2 separate regions of the Homo sapiens genome follow, and region 2 is linked to region 1. A link is a loop called in an ENCODE intact Hi-C map of the cell type or tissue named here. Cell type or tissue: GM12878. All regions are shown on one strand. Links, peaks and the distances in the headings refer to the core of each region. The heading gives the core; the rest is flanking DNA.

What was found. Hi-C counts contacts between places; a loop is a spot of excess contacts. Peaks named below come from ENCODE experiments on the same cell type or tissue, not always from the same donor. Only the 100,000 strongest peaks of a DNase experiment are listed, where the experiment ranks them.
Region 2: it touches region 1 in a loop (2.4-fold over the local background); 2 of 110 quality-filtered maps call a loop at or near these places.

The regions. Positions count from the first base shown.
Region 1 is chr15:35,181,918-35,184,837 of GRCh38, forward strand. It overlaps a transcript of DPH6 not described here. Among named protein-coding and RNA genes, the nearest start is that of NANOGP8, 98 kb to the left of the region's middle. RefSeq lists an enhancer at 906-1,886. In GM12878, for the core only: no CTCF peak of the experiment used is centred there; a DNase peak (open chromatin) is centred at 1,214.
Region 2 is chr15:35,083,317-35,086,236 of GRCh38, forward strand. It overlaps NANOGP8 (Nanog homeobox retrogene P8), which reads right to left and starts at 1,979. Exons shown (of 1, transcript NM_001355281.2): 1 at 94-1,979. The coding sequence starts at 1,794. The coding sequence ends at 877. The region is part of intron 1 of LOC105370765 (a long non-coding RNA gene); the gene reads right to left. In GM12878, for the core only: no CTCF peak of the experiment used is centred there; no DNase peak of the experiment used is centred there.

The DNA.
Region 1 (2,920 bases), core at 257-2,756:
TTTAATGATATTTCTTTATTAATCAATGTTGTAAAGAAGATTAGTAAAATGATTGTCTTTCTAAATAAAGATGTATGTAATTACTAAAAATAATTACAGCATGTGTCACAATAAAGTAATACTTTTAATTATAGTTGTATTGGTTTTGTAGGTTTGTTTTTATTTAGTCTTTACATTTGTTTTGGTTGTATAGTTGTATAAAACCTATAGATAAAGGAATTCATGGCTAATTTTACAGTTTTACATGTATAAGTATAATAACATAAGAAAATAATGCTGATCAAAACTGGACAACTCTAAGAATTTTTTTTTTTTTTTTTTTTTTTTTTTTTTTTTTTTACTTTTAAGGCCAAAAACCCTGAGAAATGCTATACTAGAGTAAACTGCTTTCTTTGCAGAGTGTTTCAGACTATATTATTACCAAAAGTAATGTGCAATTCTGGCTGAAAATTTAATACGTTTAGTTTCTATTGAAGAACTGGGATAGGTTTGTGAGCTTAATTATTATTGACAAGGGTGATGATGATAATGGTGAGGATTATTCTGCAAATCTAAAGGTGATGTTCCTACTCCCCATCGATAGCATGTACACTTTTCATACTTACCCACCGACAAAATTTTCATCCAGCTATGATATATAACATGCCTTTGCAAATTTTCATTACAAAATGAACAATACTTATCTGATTATTTTAGAAAGTTGAAGTGAGGAACAAAGGAATGTATGACAATTGTTAAAGAGCAAACTTCTATGGCTATACAAATGATATTATTTCATTGTGAATAATCTCAGATAATAAATAATCTCATCTGCTCTTTCAGTTTTGTTTTTGTGTAGGTGATCAGGTATAGGTTACAAGAAATTGGGTATAGGAAGCTCATTATTTCTTGGCTATAATAATATAATGTTGCTGAAACATGCTTGTTTTTAGAGGCTGCATATCACTAGAACTTTGGCACCATTCAGAGGATCAATGAAGCCTTCAAAGCAAAAAATACTATTTCCCTTCTTTGATAAATATAAAGCATATTGGTATAGATGGCACAATGCAAAACAAAGACTACAACTCCTGGAGCTGTAGCCCACATTACAGAAAGAACTGAAACTGAGAACTCTAGCTTTACCACCTGAGCTTCTGCCCTTGAATTGATATTAAGTAACCATATCACTCATAGCCTTTAATCTCCCTTGCTGATACCTTTTAATTTTTAAACAGCTCTACTTTACAAATCATATCCTCTTTCATGTGTTCTCTCAGCTAAAAAATTAATTTTGCAAGCAAAGTATCTAAACAGTAAGCATAGTAAGAATGAAACAGGTTAAAGCTCATTAGCAGCAGGGAGCAGATGTAGTAAAACTCTGCCAGTTCCCCTACATTTCCTTCTCAGCAGGGACTGGGCACCAAGCTGTGAGTTAGTTCTACAGCACAATGCTTGGCTGCTGTTTCAGCAATTGCGCCTCTACTGCTTCAAGTATAATACTAAGAATTCACTTTGATTTTTGATGTTTCTTTACAATAATAGTGTCTAAAAGGACCCTGCAGAGCTAAACGGTAACACTAAGCTCCAAGTGCCAGCTAATCAGAAAACTATAAAAATGTAATTGATAAGAAAATAATTACAGATTATAAAGTCAGTGTATCTTTAAAAATATTAACTTCTTGACAAACAGAGGCTTCAAGTCTGGATGAACTCAGTAACTGCTCAAGTTAAACTTCCTTCATATGTCATGTAATATCTAACATTCAGTAGCATGATTGTTACACAACAGATAAAAGATACTGTGTAAGGATCAAAGTGATACACTTATTATGATGTTAAAATAAAAGCAAATGAATTCTGTTATAAAAAACATAATTTCAAATTATTAGGCTAGGATTTCTTCCTTCATATACAATGTTAAAATAGAACCATCTTTGGGAAGACAGAATTTCAATCAAGTTAAGATGCCTATATATGTCAATATTAGCAAGGCTTTATTAAAATGTTCTTTTCTAAACATTAAAATCCTTTTCTAGGGCTAAAAGTAGTACTTAGATGTTAGAAAACACTGTTAGAGAGATGATCATCAGTATGAATTCACCTGCTAGACCGTATGTCCACGACAGATTTCTAGGACATAATTTATTCAGAAAAATGAACATGGACTATAAAATCCAATTCATGGAGTTTCCAACAAATCAGACTGCAACAGATGTAAATGTAACAATCAATAAATTTATCTGCTTATTCTTAAAACTCTGTAAATTACTTTCAAAGCTGATGCTATATGTTTGTTTACTGTGTTTCTGTAGATTCAGTTTTGCGATGGTTTCATTCAGCCAAGTCTGATAGACAGGATGCTTTTAGAAGAATGACATTAACAGTGTTCCAAGAAAGCTACTCTAAATCCTTCAAAGAAAGAAAAAGAAACTCCTTAGAAGTGCAATTACTGGGAGACTGGGAATGCATATTCTGAGCATTCTGAGCTTCTAAAATAAACTCATAATCCTCCCACTGAAAAGTAATAGGATTGGCCTCAAAGCCTGTAGCAGAGCTAAACCTCCAAGTAGGGGTTAACTCTCCCATTTCATGAAAATTCAAATGGCAAGGTCAAAAGGATCATTATACAGTGAAGACGTTGACCTAAAAAAAAAAAGTTGGCCTATATACTAAGGTTGATTGATTGCTTTGAATTCCTTGATCCATTTTCCATTGTAAAAAGAGGAAAACTGGGTTTCCTGACATGTCTCCTCTGAAGCAAACATTTTTGTTTATCTTCAGATGCAACTAGGTTCCAAGGGTTTATACTAATTAGAGCATGCCCTTAGAAGCCTGGGTTAATTTTTCAAACTCAGTAGGTTATATGTTACATTGGAAGTCATGGTAATAATCACCTAGGACTTGTTGTGTGTCCTTAAGTATACACAAGTCAGTGGGT
Region 2 (2,920 bases), core at 145-2,644, 99 kb before region 1:
TTAAACCAACTAAAGTAGTACTCATGTCATTACGATGCAGCAAATACGAGACCTCTTTCTACAAAGATTAGCACAACCAACAAATTAGGGGATATAGCAAAACAGAGCCAAAAACGGTAAGAAATCAATTAAGTATGTTACAGCTTAACCCTTTACCTCAATAGTTTTTAAAAAATAAGCAAAGCCTCCCAATCCCAAACAATACGAATACATCTTCATCACCAATTTGTACTTGTATTTCTTATTCTTGAGGTTAGATTCTAAACCCTAAAGATATCCAAACTCGTATTAGATCTACTTATCTATAGCCAGAGACGGCAGCCAAGGTTATTAAAATGTCTTTTCTAGGCAGGGCGCGGTGGCTCACGCCTGTAAATCCCAGCTGTTAGGGAGGCCGAGGCGGGCGGATCACAAGGTCAGGAGATCGAGACCATCCTGGCTAACACAGTGAAACCCCGTCTCTACTAAAAATACAAAATATTAGCCGGGCGAGGTGGCGGGCGCCTGTAGTCCCAGCTGCTCGGGAGGCTGAGGCAGGAGAATGGCGTGAACCCGGCAGACGGAGCTTGCAGTGAGCCAAGACCGCGCCACTGCACTCCAGCCTGGGCGACAGAGCAAGACTCCGTCTCAAAAAAAAAAAAAAAAAAAAGTATTTTCTCCAGGAAGATCCAATAGGAAAAAAAAAAAAAAAAAGAAACCTCGCTGATTAGGCTCCAACCATACTCCACCCTCCATGAGATTGACTGGATGGGCATCATGGAAACCAGAACACGTGGTTTCCAAACAAGAAAAATCCTATGAAGGATGGGAGGAGGGGAGAGGAAGGATTCAGCCAGTGTCCAGACTGAAATTGAGTAATATCAGTTTCACTCATCTTCACACGTCTTCAGGTTGCATGTTCATGGAGTAGTTTAGGAATAAATCCATGGTTTGTGGAGTACTAAAATACCTAGTGGTCTGCTGTATTACATTAAGGCCTTCCCCAGCAGCTTCCAAGGCAGCCTCCAAGTCACTGGCAGGAGAATTTGGCTGGAAGTGCATGCAGGACTGCAGAGATTCCTCTCCACAGTTATAGAAGGGACTGTTCCAGGCCTGATTGTTCCAGGATTGGGTGCACCAGGTCTGAGTGTTCCAGGAGTGGTTGCTCCAGGACTGGATGTTCTGGGTCTGGTTGCTCCAGGTTGAATTGTTCCAGGTCTGGTTGCTCCACATTGGAAGGTTCCCAGTCGGGTTCACCAGGCATCCCTGGTGGTAGGAAGAGTAGAGGCTGGGGTAGGTAGGTGCTGAGGCCTTCTGCGTCACACCATTGCTATTCTTCGGCCAGTTGTTTTTCTGCCACCTCTTAGATTTCATTCTCTGGTTCTGGAACCAGGTCTTCACCTGTTTGTAGCTGAGGTTCAGGATGTTGGAGAGTTCTTGCATCTGCTGGAGGCTGAGGTATTTCTGTCTCTGAAATCTATCATTGAGTACACACAGCTGGGTGGAAGAGAACACAGTTCTGGTCTTCTGTTTCTTGACCGGGACCTTGTCTTCCTTTTTTGCGACACTATTCTCTGCAGAAGTGGGTTGTTTGCCTTTGGGACTGGTGGAAGAATCAGGGCTGTCCTGAATAAGCAGATCCATGGAGGAAGGAAGAGGAGAGACAGTCTCTGTGTGAGGCATCTCAGCAGAAGACATTTGCAAGGATGGATAGTTTTCTTCAGGCCCACAAATCACAGGCATAGGTGAAGATTCTTTACAGTCGGATTCTTCAAAGCAAGGCAAGCTTTGGGGACAAGCTGGATCCACACTCATGTTAGTATAGAGGAAGAGGAGGAAAAAATTTAAGAGGTGGACTGGAAAAAAGGTTAAGGCAGCTTTAAGACTTTTCTGGAAGATGTTAGAGAAATAGGACCTCCAGAAGGAAAAGTATCAAGAAATTGGGATAAAGTGAGTTGCCTGCATAATAACATGAGGCAACCAGCTCAGTCCAGCAGAACGTTAAAATCCTGGCAAGATGTGCTTTGTTAAACAGATGCTTGAAGGCAGCATGCTGGTTAAGAGTCATCACCACTCCCTAATCTCAAGTACCCAGGGACACAAACACTGCTGAAGGCCGCAGGGACCTCTGCCTAGGAAAGCCAGAGACCTTTGTTCACGTGTTTATCTACTGACCTTCTCTCCACTATTATTCTATGACCCTGCCACATCCCCCTCTCTGAGAAACACCCAAGAATGATCAATAAATACTAAAAAAAAAAAAAAAAGAAAATATAACTGGACAAAAACAGGTAACGGTGGAAAGCCACTACCCAATTCCATTTTCCCCTTGACACTCTCTTTCAACTTATCCTCAATGTAATAGAAGTTTGACTGCAGAGTGGCATCTTGGACTGCCCACGTTTCCTGGTCAGTGTTGGGCAGGGGAAGCTGTCTGCCTTCCTAACAGCTCACCCAGAGGGCACTCACTGCGGCGCTCCCAGCAGTCTTGCCATCTACCTGACGCCCCCACCTGGGCACCAGCTCCTGAGTTCTCCTTGCTCAGCTTTGCTTGGTCAGAAAACAAGAAGGACAATTCATCTGGGAAGGGATAAATAGGCAGCTGGCAAGAGAGAGCAAGCTAGTTACTACTGATAAGGGAGGGTGGGTGTGGGAAGGAAAGCGAGACAGGCAAATTGGGAATTCTTTGTGTCATGAACCCTCTTGAGAATTGATTAAAAGCTACCAAGGCTTTCTCCAGAACACAACCATATGCATATGTGCACACAATTTTGCATTCATTTCATGAGTTCCCATCTCACTTTCACACAAACATACCTCTTGTTCTAAAAACAAACTCTAGAAGCTATAAGCTTCCAAATCTTACTAACCAAGAAATTCTGAAAGACTTTTTAATCATGGCAACTTTTTAATATCAAGGATTCTCCAATTGTAGTCTTAT